2 separate regions of the Homo sapiens genome follow, and region 2 is linked to region 1. A link is an interaction called in ENCODE POLR2A ChIA-PET data of the cell type or tissue named here. Cell type or tissue: MCF 10A. All regions are shown on one strand.

Region 1 (8,000 bases):
AAAAAACCAAAAGCAAACAAAAAAACCAATGACACAAGATGAAGAAGGTGAGCTGCTCACCTAAGTGCCACTATGTTTCTGCCGCCTCTCCATGGCTTGCCAATCTGCTTAAAAACAAAGGCTGGGCAGGTGAGGTGCTGTGGCCTTAGGCTGGCCACAGTACCTAGCTAAAATATACTAACCCTGGTTTTTTGTTTTTTTTGTTTGCCTATCTTTTTTGTTTCCCCTGTATGACAATAGATATAACTAGTTTCCCATTTGTGAAAATGGTACACATATTTTTAAAGTGAGTTGATCTAAAGTCAAGGAGTAAGTAAGCAATAGCACAGGTGGATATAGCAAAAAAAAATCATGGAGGTGGTCCATGTAACACTAAAATTTGGGAGATTGTGCTCCAGCCAATCAGTTCTTCATAGAAGCTACTTACTTACCCTTTTCCAAGGGTAAAGAATTACTGTTGAGAGGGGCCTCCTATTGCTGTATTAGAAGTCCCCAGATGCATGATTATCAGTGTTGGCAGGGGCGGTCCTTTCCCTCCAACAGGACGTCCACCTGCTAACAGCACACAGGCCTCCGTAAACTACAGGGACCTAAATTGGGGCAGGTCACATATGTTTGAACTTGTGTCTGTTCTGAGAAAAGGACAAGAGAAAAGGTGCTGCCAAGTTCACCAACACAGTAGCAGAGCTGGCAACTGACCCGAGTAAGGGTGGGGAAGCAGTGTGTCAGGGTGACAAGTTTGCAGGTTAGAACTTCAGAGCTGGTGAAGAACTGGTACGCAGAATGGCAGAAAAATCAAAATACTTGAGCAAATCACACCTCTGGGCTTCAAATTTTCTCTTATGTTTCAAATGGGAGTTGGGCGCTGATGTACGTCCCTTCCAAGTTTTAAGCATCCCAATATTCCCTTCCAAGCAAACTTTTTAAATTCAGGGAAATGGTGGGCTCCCCCATCTGACAAACAGGGAAACTGAGGCTCAGAGGTTGAAGCAGCTTGCCTAAGAGATGCTCTCTAGCACTAAATATTTACCTTCCAGATTACATTCATGAGACATTCAGCATGGTGCTGAGTGTAGAGGAGGCATCCAGGAAGCGCTGAATGAACGAATGAATGAATGAATGAAAGTAAGTGCTCCCAGAAACTACCGAGAATCTCAACTCTCATTTTCTTTCCGCTTATATTCTTTTTTTGACCCACATCTTGCTACATACACTTCTGGGACACCTCCACCCCCACCACACAAGATGAAGAGTCCAAGAAATTCACCTTGGTTGCTTTACAGGGACCTGACCCCCAAGGTCACAGACAAGGTTTAAAGTCCGCATTCCCCAAGACACTCTGCCCACAGACCGTGTCAACAACATCGTGGTCCGGGGACTCTAGGACATACATGGAGAGGGTGAATGTATGTGTGTGTGTGCAGCATGTGAGCAAAGAAATGCCAAACAACCAGGAGAAAGTCTGGAGAGGTAAGAGCCACACCGAGCTATCTCAGGCTCCATCTGCCTCTGCACATTATCTCAACCTACAGCGGCCTGGTACCCACCAAGGTCAGGTCCCGCTGGTGCAGGGCTGAGGAGCCTCGCCGCCCCCTTCCCCGATCAGGGAAGAAAGAGAGGAGAAAGAGGCGAGGGGCAAGGCTTTCCGGGAGGCCTCTCACCTCCATCTCCATCCTAACAGCTTCCAAGTTGCTGCCAGATTCCTGGATAACCAGTCTCCCTCATCTGCCCTCCCCCGCTTCTTCACTTCCTCCCCACCCTCGGGTTCCAGGGCCCCCTGGCTGCCCCTGTGCTGTTCTCAGCAGCTTCCAAGGCACCTGTCAAAAAGCACACCTCAGGTTGCCTTCCTCTGCGCCGAGTGCCCTCTCTCCAGTGGTCTCCCACGGAATCCTGGGGTCTTGACCACCCCCTCTAACCGGACACTTCCCCATCCCCATCCGCCCACCCCCCACGCTGGGTGGAAGCCTCCCCGGGAAGACCCGGCTTCACCCGGCTAGGTCGCTCCCCCAACCCCCGCCCCCGCCCGACCTCTCTTCCTAAAGGGGGCGGGCGGGGCTAGAGCTTAAGGTCAAAACTCCGGGCAGGTGCCGGCTGGGGCCTAAGTCCTCCAACTGGGGATGGCGGTGGGGCAGCCTGGGCCAGCTCCCCGGCAGGCGCCTCCTCTCGGTGGCCCACTGAGGCGGGAGCAGCGCTCCAGAAGGTTGGGGGGAGCAGGGGGTGGCGAACTGAAGAGAGCTCAAGAGGCACGCAGAGCTCCCCTGCCCCCTCCCAGTCCCGGCCGGCGGCTCCAGGGGCAGGTGGGGGCCCAGGCGGGGGTGTGGGGGCACGGAGGAGGGTTCCAGGGTCCTACCTGTCCCGCGGGTCGATCCAGCTGGTGGTGCGGTTCGTGTGGTCTATGTAGTAGACCTTGCCGTCGAAGTCGCGCGCCTCCTCCCAGCCCTCCGGCAGGGGCAGCTCCGGCCGGGGCATCTTCCCAAGCGCTGCCGGCGCTCCCCCATGCAGCTCCCGGCCGCAGCGGGGGCTCAGCGGCTCCAGCCGGCCGCTCTTAGCCCGGGCGGCCGCCGAGGCACCATGATCCGGGGGGTGGCGCCCGCAGATGGGGGGCCCTAGTAGGGGCCGGCCGGGGTGGCGCCGCTGTCCATGCGGCCCTGCAGCCCCGACCCGGCGCCGCCCGCTCCTCCCGCCGCCGGCCTCTCACGCTGCCATGTGCGTCCGCAGCGGCGCGGTGCGAGCCCGGGTGCGCGCCCAGCCGGCCGGGCAGAGCGAGCCGAGCGCCGCCGCCGCCGCCGTCTGCCCTCCTCCGCCGCGCGGCGCGCTGCGCCCTCCACGCCGCCGCTGCCGCTGCCGCCTCCCTCCTCCCTGCAGCCGGGTGCCGTCCCTCCTCTCCGCTCCACCGCTCTGAGCTCGCCGGGTTTGTGACTTCTGCCTCCGCCAGGTGCGGCTCGGGCGGTGCAGGTAACCGCGCTGCCCCGGAAACGGGAGGCGGAGCGCCGGGCGCCTGGGTTCCCGGGTCCCCTCCCCGCGCGCAGCGCCTCGAGGGCGGGTCCTAGGGCCCGAGACGCGCCCCCTCGTGGGACAGTCCCAGCCGCCGGCCACCCTTACGCTGCCCCTGCCAGGGGAAGGAGAGACCGCCCCTCACCTGCGTCCCAGACCTAGGGGGCTGGGCCAAAAACCGCTCTGCCTGTACTTAAAACGCTCCTGTCTCTCTCCACCCGGAGTAGCCAGGCTCTCGGCACAGGTGGCCCCAAATCTTAAAAACTCCCTGCTTTTCTGTGGTGTAGAATCAGGAGTCAGGCAAGAAGTGGTTAAATGGAAACATTCTTGCGAATTGGGAAACATAAGTTTTCCAGGATCTCTGGTCCCTTCCCCCAACACAGGCACCATCTGTCTCCTTCTATTCAACTCTCCCTACGACGTTTCGCCCACCCTCCACCCTTCCCCACCATTTGGAAATGTAGCTGGCTCCCCTCAGGGTCCCTAAAATTAGGAGCGCTGTGGATCCGCTTTCCTGGGAGGACTTCCAGAGGGTGTCAGGGAAAACACTTTGTAAAAGTAATAGTAATGCCATTGTTATTGTTAGCTAAATTGAGGACTTACTTGTGACAGGCTGTGGCTAGCAGCTTCACAGGCTTTCTTTCCTGTGATACTTTGAGGTAGGTGTGTTATGGATTTGGGAGAAGTGGGGCTATGAAAAAGAAGAAAGTAAGCAAAGCAAAATTCCATCTTGAAAAATGTTCAAGAGAATAAAACAATCAGAGACACAATGTTTCTTGAGAAATTAAAAATGTAGAATTAGTGGGTGCGGTGGCTCACGCCTGTAATCCCAGCACTTTGGGAGGGTGAGGCAGACAGATTACCTGAGGTCAGGATTTCAGACCAGCCTGGCCAACATAGTGAACCCCATCTCTACTAAAAAATAATAATAATAAATTAGCTGGGCGTGGTGGTGCACGCCCGTAGTCCCAGCTACTCGGGAGGCTGAGGCATGAGAATCACTTCAACCTGGGAGGTGGAGGTTGCAGTGAGCCAAGATCGCACCACTGCACTCCAGCCTGGGCAACAAAGCGAGACTCTGTCTCAAATAAATAAATAAATAAATTTAAAATGTAGCATTAAATACAAAAAGCAAGCTAGCATGATTGAGTGAATGATCAACTGGCTGTTCACTTCCCCATCTCCTCTTACATCTGTGTACTGAGTGGGAATTTAACCCTTTTTTGCCCTCGGCATATGGCAGGAAGCTGGACTGGTCGAATGAAGCCCAGTTGGGTGTCTTCTCTTGCCTGAGCCCCACGGTCTTCCAGAAGAACCAGCACCCTGTGCTGTATGGACCAGGGTGTTGCTGAGCCAGAGAGGGAATCATGTTTGTGGTCTCATCTCCTCTTGACAGAAAAGACCCACCAGAGTGAGCCTCGCCTCCAAATGCCTTCTTCATAGTTAATTCCTTCCCTGAGGCCAGGCCTCGGGGCTCAGTGCTTGGCCCTCCTTCATTCCATAAATACCAGGCACCAGAGTCCAGGGACACCAGCCTCAGACTGGCCCTCAACACCCAAAAGTTGGAATTCCCCATTCCTTTATGGGGGAATTCCCACAGCCCTCTACACTTCCTCTGTTTGGGTCAAGCCTTTACTACATAAAAACCCACTATTGATTAGAGCAGTAGCCCCAAAGCAAAGCCAACCTGGTGCTAGGTTCTTTGAATACATGATCTCAATCTTCATAACAACCCTCTGGCATAGGAAAGTCTATTTATTATACCCATTTTACAGATGAGGCTCCAAGATGCTTTGTTGTTGGCCTGGGATACAGAGCTCATAAGACAGACTAGGTCTGACTCTAGTGCAGTGTTCTCAGTTATTAACCTATACTTTCTTTTTTTCTTTTTTTGAGATGGAGTCTCCCCCCATCCCCCAGGCTGGAGTGCAGTGGCATGATCTCGGCTCACTACAACCTCTGCCTCCCAGATTCAAGCAATTCTCCTGCCTCAGCTTCCAGAGTAGCTGGGATTACAGGCCTGCGCCACCACGCCCAGCTAATTTTTGTATTTTTCAGTAGAGCTGGAGTTTCACCATATTGGCCAGGCTGGTCTCGAACTCCTGACCTCAGGTGATCCGCCCACCTCAGCCTCCCAAAGTGCTGGGCTTACAGACATGAGCCACCTTGCCTGGCTGACTTTCTTTCTTTCTTTCTTTTTATTTTTGAGACGGAGTCTCGCTCTGTCACCCAGATTGGAGACTTTCTTTCTTTTTTAAATCACTCTGCAGCCTCAGAACTTCCCCATGGTTGGGATGTGGAACATGACTGATACTGACAAATGTTCATCTCTGTTGATGTTTGCTTCATAGTTTTTTGGTTGAGAAGCAAGAGCTCTAGAATCAGGCTGTTTGGGTCCCAAGCCCACCCGGTTTTCTAGCTGTGTGACCTTGGGCAGCTTGCTTCACTGAAGTCTCAGTCTTTGATTTGAAAAAAAATCACATAACAATATGGACTCCTTTGGGCTTGTGGTTAGGGCAAAGCAGGAGGAGAAATGTGAGGGCTTGGCACTCAGCAGCACGCCTTCATCTCAGGGGCTGTGGTGCGGTGCATTCGGAGCACCGTGCCTGGCAGCAGACACACCTCTATGAAATGTGGACCATTTGAAGTATTTTCTGTTCAAAACACAAATCCACGTCCTTTCCCCTTCTGAAAATTATGCCTGCTTGCTTGCAACAGTCCTCCTAATTGCTGATTTTTTTTTTTTTGGCCTTATTTTTCAACCAAGCCTTTTTACTGGTTGGCATTGATTGTGAAGAGAAAACACCTTTTAGACTGCCAAGTCCCACTTTCGTTTTAGTCCAGCCACCCAAACCCTGGCATTTTCCAAATGGCTTGCTTCTTTGGACCTTTTGACCTGGCCTGGGAAGCAAGAAAGAGAGACCAGAGCAGGAATTGACTCCTGAATTAAGGCCTAGGTCTGTTCGCTCTTTTTACCTCCCATCCACCCCCAACGAAAGAATCCCAGGTTATCTCGCAGAAGCGGCAAGCAGGGTGAGGTAATAAAACAGATGACTGCCTGCCCCATGTGATGGCGCGTGAATCATCCCGGACATTCTGCGAGGCTGAGGGCAAACGTGAAAGAGATTAAAGGTAAAACCGGCTCAGCCACATGATAGGCTGAATTGGACGTTACTCTACAGGTGACTGAACTGCAGGAATCCGAACTGAAGACAAGAAGCCCAGCCCTCTCCTGGCCACCCTCCTGGGGCTGCGTCTGGCTGCCCGCGTGTGGAGTTGAAGGAGACAGGCTTGGGCAGTGTTGGGCAGTGCAGAAGTGACCACAGGCCAAGCCTTTCTAATGACAAAGGCCACATCCCGGTGGCCCAGAGGAATCACCTGAGCCTGAGACAGGCTGTCTTGTTTTTAAAAACGATGCGCACTTGAACCCTTTTCTCCACTGCAACTGCAGGGAAGAAAGGCCGTTATCCACACGTGTTTTAGAGTGTTTCAGAGAGCCAGAGTCACATATTCCATGAAGATGGTAAAGAGGAGAAATTAAATATAAAACAAAGGAACAGATATGTTAGCAAGTCCAGTTTCCTGTTCGCATCTGCATTCTTCAGGGGAAACTGAGGCTTTGAGAACCTCTGCTGAGATTTTGCTTCCTGCTCCATGACTCTACCTCCCTACCTCATGCCGTCCCTCCCACACATCCTGGGGAATGCACAGTTATGTTCTATGATGGAGCCAATAATGTCCCCTTTCTTGAGTCATGCATTATTTGAGGTTCATAAATGTACTGTGGACTCTTTTTTTCCAATGATGGGAAAACACGTCCTAAGCCAGAGAAAATGAGGGTGGAAGAAACCTTGGTAACACGAGAGCCGAGGCAGAAGAGATGGTTTTTTATTTACCTCTCGGTCCTCCGTGCTTAATTCAGTGCTGGGAAATCAACTGAAACAAGTCTTGCACAGCCTACTCATTTTACAAACAGAGAAATGGAGTTTGTGTGAATAATGATTTACTGCCCTAGTTCCTGCTGGTTCCATTTCATAGATGAGCAAACTGAGATTCAGAGAGGCAAAGTGACTTTTCTGTAGTCATGTAGATATCAACTTAGCTGCTTCTAGTGAGTTTTTGCTTCTGGACTCCCAGTGTGGGCTTTAGAGTGCCTGTGAAGGAGAGATTTCAGGGCCATGGTCTGGTTGGGAAAGGAGGTGGGGTGGCCAGGAGACTCTCCTTAAACTCCTACTTATGTTTGGGTTGTGCGTCTATTTGGAGTGGATGGAGGAGGCCATGGAGGTTGATGAGGGCATGCTAAAACTGGTCACAGCTGAGCTGACAATGAGAGGGCAGAGTTGAGGTGGGGTTCTCAATTCTAAGAGGAGGAGATAGTGCCCTGATCCCCCATTGCCTGCCCAGTGCTGTCCACAAGACCCCCCAAGGGGATTGGTGTAGGGGATTTCACAGGCTCAGCGGTCTCTGTGGGAAGAGGGGTACTTTTCTCCCTTTGTTGCCTGTCTTTCCTCCCCACTTGTTTCCTTGCTGGTTCTTTTTATTTATTTATTTATTTATTTATTTATTTATTTATTTATTATTTTTTTTTTGAGACAGAGTGTCACTCTGTTGCCCAGGCTAGAGTGCAGTGGCGCAATCTCGGCTCACTGCAACCTCTGCCTCCTTGGTTCAAGCAATTCTCCTGCCTCAGCCTCCTGAGTAGCTGGGATTACAGGTGCCCGCCACCATGCCTAGCTAATTTTTGTTATTTTTAGTAGAGTCGAGGTTTCGCCATGTTGGCCAGGCTGGTCTCAAACTCTTAACTGAGCTGATTTCTCCTATGTGAGAGGCTGAGGCTGCCAGGAGAGGTTGAGTCCATCCTATTTCTGACTCTCTCATCAAGGGATTCTCTGGGGACTGGGAGCTGTTGTGTCTTTCACTGAAGAGGAAATGAATTATGCACCAAAGGAGGAGGTGGAGATGAAATCTCAGTTTCAAGGGTGGGGGTGTGGAGAGGAGAGAGCAAG
Region 2 (8,000 bases), 120 kb before region 1:
ACTGGGCCTCTGCCTCTGATTTCACTAGAAAAAGGAATTCCCTTGCTCATATTCCAAACACACACACACCACATATGCCACACACACACACACACACACACACACACACACACACGCCCCCCCCCCCCCCCCACACACACACACTTGAAAATCTCTAGCTTCACTTCTAAGCTCCTTACGGGCAGGGACCTTGCTGAATAAAGGCTCCTGCCAAAAAATGGTGAAAATAACTAGAATAGATTTAAAGGTCATGGGGCAGGGACCATGTCTTGTTAATTTCTGAGTGCCCCAAATTGCCTTGCACACACAATCTGTGCAGCAAAAGGTTTCTCAAATGAATGAGTAAACATTGGCTGATGAACAGAATGAATAAATGAACATGAAGCTGGAGAGCTTTGTAAAGCCTATGGTGAACGCAGTGTTGCATTCGGTGCAATGTGGGTGAGGAGGTTGGTGGGAACACTGAAGGAAATAAACAAAGACAATGTCTATAATAAGGTCTAAATTAAAGAATGTAAACCGGTGGCTTTTAGGTTATATCAGGCCCATAGATGAGGCTGATTTGCATATTTTTTTAAAAAAACTTCTGGATTAGTTCCCAATATTTAAAAATAAAAAATCTGAACGACTCTTTTGTTTGAAGTACAGGCAGCTCTGGCAGCCCGAGGCCTGCACTCCCATTTGCTGGAGCAGAGAGACAGCACCTGCTTTAGACCAGTGGGGTCTGTGCACTCTGGTCTAACACAGACCACTGCCAGGTGGGTCTCTAGCATTTCTGTGACCTGCTTGGCTCCTATAAGCATGCCAGTTTGCAACCCCTATCCAGACCAGTGTTTTTCAAACTGCAAACTGCAACCCCTTACTTAGCATGGGGTGAAATCAATTTGGTGAGTCACAAACTGCATGAAACAAAATGCAACAGAAGGGAGAAAACATCAGAGGACCATCAGAGGTAGAAAGAGCATGCACTATTTTGTGAACCTTGGATCAGGTTACAGTATAAAATGTGCATCACTGTCAAAAAGTTGGAAAATGACTGCTTTAAGTTATATAGAGTTATGTGGCTTAATTGAGTCAGAAGATACATTTTTGAACACCTGCACCTAAGCAGACTTTTTGGTAGCATGATTCACCATGCAAAATTCCAGGGTAGCTGGCGCACTGGATGGCAAACCATCTTTCCTGATTTCCTATGTCGGCAACCTGAGAGATCTCTGAACTGAGCGTGCTCAGGGTGGAGCCCAGGGGCCCGGAGCCCCCTCATTCTTCCCCCATCTGGGGGCTGAGGACAGACTGCCAGTGAGAGAAGGGTCCTACACACCCTGGGGCCCCAGCCCCACCTCTCCGTCAGCGCCTTGCTCTGGGTGTCCCGGGCTGCCTGCAGGTCCTTTTCCAGCCGCTTCCGGGCCATCTCCAGCTGCTCCACCTCCCCCTGGGTCCACTTGCGGGGGCTGATGAAGCGCATCTCCTTCAGCAGCTCCTCCTTCTCGTTGATAAGGATCAGCCGGTCCCTCTCTGAGTCCAGCACCCCAGGCCAGGCCTCACTGTCAAGCTTGGCCAGCTGGATCTTCAGGTTGGCGATCCTGGGGGCCAAGAAAGCAAGCATGACTGGTGTGCCTAATGGCACTGAGGGAACAGGAGATGCCATGAAGAAACAGACATCTCAGAGCAATCTTTGACAGTTACTGTCTTCCTTTGATCAGCTTGTCATCTCAAGGAACCTATTTTTTTTCTAAACAAACACATGTGGGTGCCTACCATGTGCCAACAATGAAGTAGGCTCTGCAGGAATGGGGTGCAGACATGAACAAGGCAATGTCCTTGCCCTGTTCCTGGTACAATAGAGATGTGGATTCATCACCAGGCACTAACCTCTTAGCACTGGCTGTGTGGCCTTGGGCAAGTTGCTCATCTCTCTGAATGGAATAACAAAAGCTCTTTCCTCATGTTATTTTGGTTGAAGGTTTTATGATATAATCTGTAACCTGCAAAGCACAGTACTTGGCACATAGTAAGTCCTTGCTACTGTTGTTATGACCTGATGTGACTGCTTATTAGGTATGTAACATTGGGCCAATTCCCCAGGCCTTAAAGATAAGAAAAATTCATTCATCAGAATGATTGGGAAGGGTGTCTGGCACATAACAAGTACTGAGTCACTGACAGTTCTGGACCACTAAGACTACAACTACTGACCGCGTATTCTCAATTCAGAGACAGGTAGTGGCACTGTGTGAACAACTGTGGATTTGGGGTCAGAGGCCTGGAGTTGGAGTCCTGGCTCGCTCTGGCCTTCATGATGGAAGGGACCATTTCTCAAGAAAGCATTTTGGTATCACAAGCTTCTAGCACAGTCACTGGTATATTGCAGGCACTAAATAACAGTTAAAGGAAAGAGCTGGCAGCCTCATCCCTTAACTTCTCTAAGACTCCATATCCTCATCTATAAGGCAGAGATGATATGGTACCTATAGGGTGGGTTATGTGAGAACACAGCATTAAGAGCCCTTTATACATTGCCAGGTGTTATATAGATCTTCAGTATTATTATCATTGGGCCAAAATAAGATCCACAGTATAACAATGAATACTGCTACAAATAGCTAACAACAATCATGACATCATCCTTTAGGACTTGGCCTCTGCAAAGTACCATCAGCTCTCACGCCCTGGCCACCCCATCTCTAAAGGGTGATTAAGATAGGAGTTGTTCACCTGGTTGGACAGATGCCCAGGGAGGATATGATGCACCTAAGACTGCAAATCATAAACGTGGCCAACACTTGTTGAGACCAGAGGCCTCTGGACTCCCAGTTCAATCTTACGTGCAGACAATGTGGCCCAATTCTTATTTTATCAGAACACTGCTGGGGACAAAATTTACCATGATGTGCAGCAAAAATTCCATGTAGAAAAACATACCTAGATTTGCTTGTTCCCCAGGCAAGTGTCCCAGGAGGAATTCTTATACACTTGACCCTTGGTATCTGCAGGGGATTGGTTCCAGGACCTCCCACAGGTACCAAAATTCATGGATGCTCAAGTGCTTTATATAAAATGGCATAGTGTTTACATATAACCTATGCATACTCTCCTGTATACTTTAAATCATCTCTAGATTACTTATAATACCCAACACAATGTAAATGCTATGTAAATAGTTGTTATACTATATTTAAAAATTTGTATTGTTTTTTAATTTTTTTTCCTGGATACTTTTGATCCTTGGTTGGTTGAATCTGCAGATGCAGAACCCGTGGGTACAGAGGACTGACTGTAGTTAGTTATTTAAATTCACATTCATGTATACAGTAATCTATCAAGATCAGCTTTGAGACAACTTTGTAGCTGCTGTTCTGCAGTACTTTGAGAACGAAATGGTATGGTAAGGCCGGGCAGGGGCTCCACCATATGCAGGACATTGGGAAGTGACTGATGCTTTACTGGATATACTTTCTCTTTCCCTATGTCAATGCTCCTTAAATTTCAGGCCTTACATCCTTTTAAGAATCTGATAAACACAACTAGTCTCTCTTCTCAGAAATGCATGTGTGACAAAACTTGACATCCAATGATCAGACCCTCCTTGGATTACAGACACCTCCCTTCCCTCTTTCAAGTCCTGAAGCTTGCTTTCCCATTGAGCAGGCTGCTCTGTCCTTTACACTAAAATGAGCTTCGGGTGGAGGGGCAAGCAAGAGGCTGCATAAAGTCAGATGAGCTAGGAAGCTCTGTGATGAGAAGTCTAATGGCTCAACTCCAGAGAGAGCACTGCAGTCCTTTAGTGTCTCAAGGACTGACCATCTAAGACAGGCATTCCTGCAGGATGGAACAGATCCAAGGTTCAGAGTGGTCCTCTTCAGAGAGAACAAGAAGTGGCTGTCCAAATACAGATGTCTTGCTGTTTTGCTGGACGCCTGGGGGAGCTGAAATAGTACATAGGACATCTGTTTTTTTCTACCTGACCAGTATTCAATTCCTTCTTCTTTTGTTAATAATATTCCAATTTGTCTTTGGGAAATCACTCCTTTCGTACTTTCAAGTCACCTGGTTCCCATACAGCTGACTTTTCCCAGCACTGGAAACACGACGCATGCCTAGACCTTTAGAGAATCCTAATTTTGCCCACCCCCAACTGTCCTGTAACAAAGCTTGGTTCACCCAAAAATGCCAGGGAGTCTCAAACCCAAGGCTAGTTAAAACTATTGGGAAAGGTAGGCCCCCTTTCCACAGGGATTGCTAACCTGGTAGTGTGTAAGCTCCGAATTGCTGGGAGTTGCCTGGCCACATTGACAGGAAAGTCTGCTGGAGGGTAAAGCCAACATAAAGGCAAGCAGGGTGAAGAAAAGGAGAGAGACTGAGTCTGGGTAACATCATCTGAGTCCCTGGATCCAGCTGTGCCTGAAGCTAGGTATCTCAGGACTTTGGAGTTAAATAACACAATACATTCCCTTTTTTGCTTTCTCTGGTTTCTATTAGATTTCTGTCATCTCTGCAAAGAGTTCTACTATTCACACAGAGTTGGCAGAGGGGCAGAGCTGGGCACTGCCATGCTTCACCTGGCCTGGCTGAGAAGGTCCACAGGCCAGGCAACTTAGTCTAGGAAGGAATGGATGCAATGTGCCTGGCTTCCATCCACACCACAATGCCCAGGGCATTCTTTGCCAGTAACACTGGCTCAGAGTACAGAAAGATCATGAACTTGGCCGGGTGCGGTAGCTCACATCTGTAATCCCAGCACTTTGGGAGGCTGAGGTGGGTGGATCACAAGGTCAGGAGACTGAGACCATCCTGGCTAACACGGTGAAACCCCGTCTCTACTAAAAAATACAAAAAAATTAGCCGGGCGTTGTGACGGGTGCCTGTAGTCCCAGCTACTCGGGAGGCTGAGGCAGGAGAATGGCGTGAACCCGGGAGGCGGAGCTTGCAGATCGCGCCACTGCACTCCATCCTGGGTGACAGAGCGAGACTCCGTCTCAAAAAAAAAAAAAAAAAAAAAGCAAAGATCATGAACTTAAAGACAGATTGTCCAGGATTCAAATTCTGCCTCTACCACCTGGAATAGTCATGAAATATCTTGGTCTTACCTTTCTCCTCTCTAACATGGAGATAATAAGATAGACCCTGTGCTATAAGGTTGCTTTTAAAATTAAATGAGAAGATGCATTGCTTTTAAAATTAAATGAGAAGATGCATGCACAAATGTTTTAGTACAATAAACAATCTCAGCCAAGGGTAGTGGTGCGTGCCTGTAATCCCAGCTACTCAGGAGGCTGAGGTGGGAGGATCAATTAAGGCCAGGAGTTCAAGACCAGCCTGAGTAACATAGCGAGACCCTGTCCCTAAAAAAGAAAACAAAGTAATTAAAAATAAAAATCTCTTTAGGCCTATAACAGATGCTCTAAAAATGTCAGCTTTGATTATTATTTTGATTTTACTTGTGGTAGTGGAACCTGATTGCTTAGGATTCTGTGAAGCCACAGAACATCTAAATCCCAGAGGTCTACACTGCTTAAAAGCCCAGCTTGCTCCCAGCTGTGCAGGAGACACTGAAGTGGGTAGTGTCCATAATCTTTTTAGCCTGTTGCTGAAATTCCAGTTGTACTCCTTCAAACCAAAATGCTTACAGGATCATGGGAAAGCCTCGGTTGCAGAAATCAAGACAGGCAAGTGGGAAGATAACTCGGCTTTGAGGTTAAACAGATCTGGGTTCAAAGCATAGTTTCACTCTCTGTCTTGTGAAGTGTCCTGGGTGAGTCATTTCCTCTCTGAATTTCAGAGAGGATGAAAATATAAAAAGTATAATAACTATCTTCATAATCTTTGTGAGGATTAAAGAAGACGAAGTGTGTGAAAAGCTAAGCACAGAGCAGGCATTCTACAATAGTAGTTATTATTTTTGGAACCATCCCGCCCCTAGCCCCAGCCCAATTACCTTCTCTTAGCCTCTTCATATCGAAGGCGCAATCTGACCTTCTCTGCCAACTGATTGTTGCTGTTGATGCCGAACTGGAGGAGAAGAACAAAGTCAGGAATTATGTGGCTGTTGTGGCCGGTGCTGAGTTGGGTTTCGAGGGCTCATGAGAGACTTGACAGCTTGCGTGGGCAGTAGCCAAGAATAGCCCCCGGTGACTGGGCTGGCGGTGCAGATCGCAGGGAAGCTGGTTAAGCAAAAACACTTTCCTCCCTTCAGGCCACGGGAAGAACCGTACGCTCAGACATCGATCACTTTGAAAATAGAAGCCAAAAGCCCAGAATATCATCTTGCAGCCCCAAATGGCTTGGCTTGGTGCCCATTCAAGCCACAGAAGCATGGAGGACAGTTGGTGAGGAGGAAACAGGGATAGCCAATATCAAGAAACTCATTCTAGGGGCACTGGTGAGGGGATCCATAGAAAACTCAGAGGCTGCAGTCAGGAGTGAAACACTGGGTAGTTGGGGAGAAGACCCCTGCACTCACAAAGAGGGGTACAGTTCCTTTACAAATACTTTGGCCTGCAGATGGCTAGTAGCTGGACACATGGTGGTATGGGGAAGGAAGGGACAGCCTCTTTTTCTGTGCTAGTCTGTTAAGAGCAGCAAGAAGCTACAAGGCTCACCGGTCACCCTTGGACAAGTGGGAAGACAGCTATGGAACTTAGATAGGAACAGCATATAGAGGCTGTCCGCCACAGAGGCTGGAAGGCAGATTCGTTCAATGTTGCTGGCTCTAGTAAAACAAAAGCTCTCCAAAAGTTACGAGGCACCATGGTTCAGCCCTACTCTAACTCTTTCCTGAGCCACATCTGGACAGTGCTTTCACTATTCATAACTAGGACTGGACTGAGCTTTGGAACTGGGAGTCAAGCAGCTGCCTGAAAGCTGCATGCATTGTTTTGAGACTAACAGGAGGAAAATATCCTCTGCTGTCCAGCTGGGGAAAGAAAAATGAAAATGGAACTGCAAAATAGTATGGAAAAAAAAAACCAGAGAAAGACATTTTGTCCTTTAAACATGCTTTCTGTGCAGCATTAAGAGACACAAGCACCTGGCCAGGCAATACTCAGGGCCATGACGTCCGTCAGTGCAGGCTTTTCCTCCACAGCATCACATCATATCCTCCTGGGGCCAGGAGGTCTGTAAGAGAACAGAGCTCCAGAGGGCTGAGGCAGCAGCCAGCCCTGCAGAGAACCCCTGGCCAGCTCCCTGGTGAGCCATGAGAAGGCAGCTGTCCATTACAGCAGCCTCCCAGCTGCCATCCTGTGGAAGGCCCCCAGCAACCTGCCCCGTCTACTCACGCTTCCCGAGATGTCTGTCTGGGAGCTCACATCCAGGTACTGTTTCGGTAGCGGGAAACTCGAACTCTCCAGAGAGCTGCTGCTGGACCACAGGTCTGAGTGAGACCCCCTGTCAGTGCGGAAGCCGTCCTTCAACATGGCAAGGCTCTGAAGGAGGGGAGAGCAGGGTTAGTGATGCGCCTTCCCAGGAGGGAGCTCTGGGTCTGCCACGCTCCCTGTGCTTCCCTCTCTACCCTCCCTTAATTTAGGAACCTGTGCCCTCCCCAGATATCCTACTGATCCTGTGATAGAGAGCTAGCAGTGAGTGGGTCCTTGCTGTGTGCCAGGCTCTGCGCTGGGCCTATGACATAGGAGAAACCGGTGTGGATGCCGACTCTGGAGCCACATGCCCTAGTTGGAATCCCTGCTCTGCTGCTTCCCAGCTGTGTGACTTGACCTAGCTGAATAACCTCTCTTTGCCTCAATTTCCTCTCCTATAAAATGGGAATAATCAGCTGGGTGCTCATGCCTGTAATCCCAGTGCTTTGAGAGGCCGAGCTGGGAGGATCACTTGAGGCCAGGAATTCAAGATCAGCCTGGGCAACACAGTGGGACTCCCATCTCTAAAAAAAAAAAAAAAAAAAAATAGCTGGATGTGGCGGTGCATGTCTGTAGTTCCAACTACTTGGGAGGCTGAGGTGGGAGGATTGCTTGAGCCCAGGAGTTTGACGCTGCAGTGAGCTA

Evidence for each region. Peaks named below come from ENCODE experiments on the same cell type or tissue, not always from the same donor. Only the 100,000 strongest peaks of a DNase experiment are listed, where the experiment ranks them.
Region 2: POLR2A ChIA-PET joins it to region 1 with 19 read pairs; 8 of 35 experiments call an interaction of 5 or more read pairs at or near these places.

The regions. Positions count from the first base shown.
Region 1 is chr5:168,286,622-168,294,621 of GRCh38, reverse strand. It overlaps WWC1 (WW and C2 domain containing 1), which reads right to left and starts at 2,977. Exons shown (of 23, transcript NM_015238.3): 1 at 2,351-2,977. The coding sequence starts at 2,469. RefSeq lists silencers at 2,165-2,584, 2,685-3,204 and an enhancer at 4,349-4,428. In MCF 10A, no CTCF peak of the experiment used is centred here; DNase peaks (open chromatin) are centred at 2,201, 3,071 and 6,081.
Region 2 is chr5:168,407,931-168,415,930 of GRCh38, reverse strand. WWC1 (WW and C2 domain containing 1) reads right to left here. Exons shown (of 23, transcript NM_015238.3): 7 at 7,278-7,424; 8 at 5,936-6,009; 9 at 1,341-1,583. Among named protein-coding and RNA genes, the nearest start is that of RARS1, 75 kb to the left of the region's middle. RefSeq lists an enhancer at 5,401-6,600. In MCF 10A, no CTCF peak of the experiment used is centred here; DNase peaks (open chromatin) are centred at 2,710, 4,640, 5,700 and 6,040.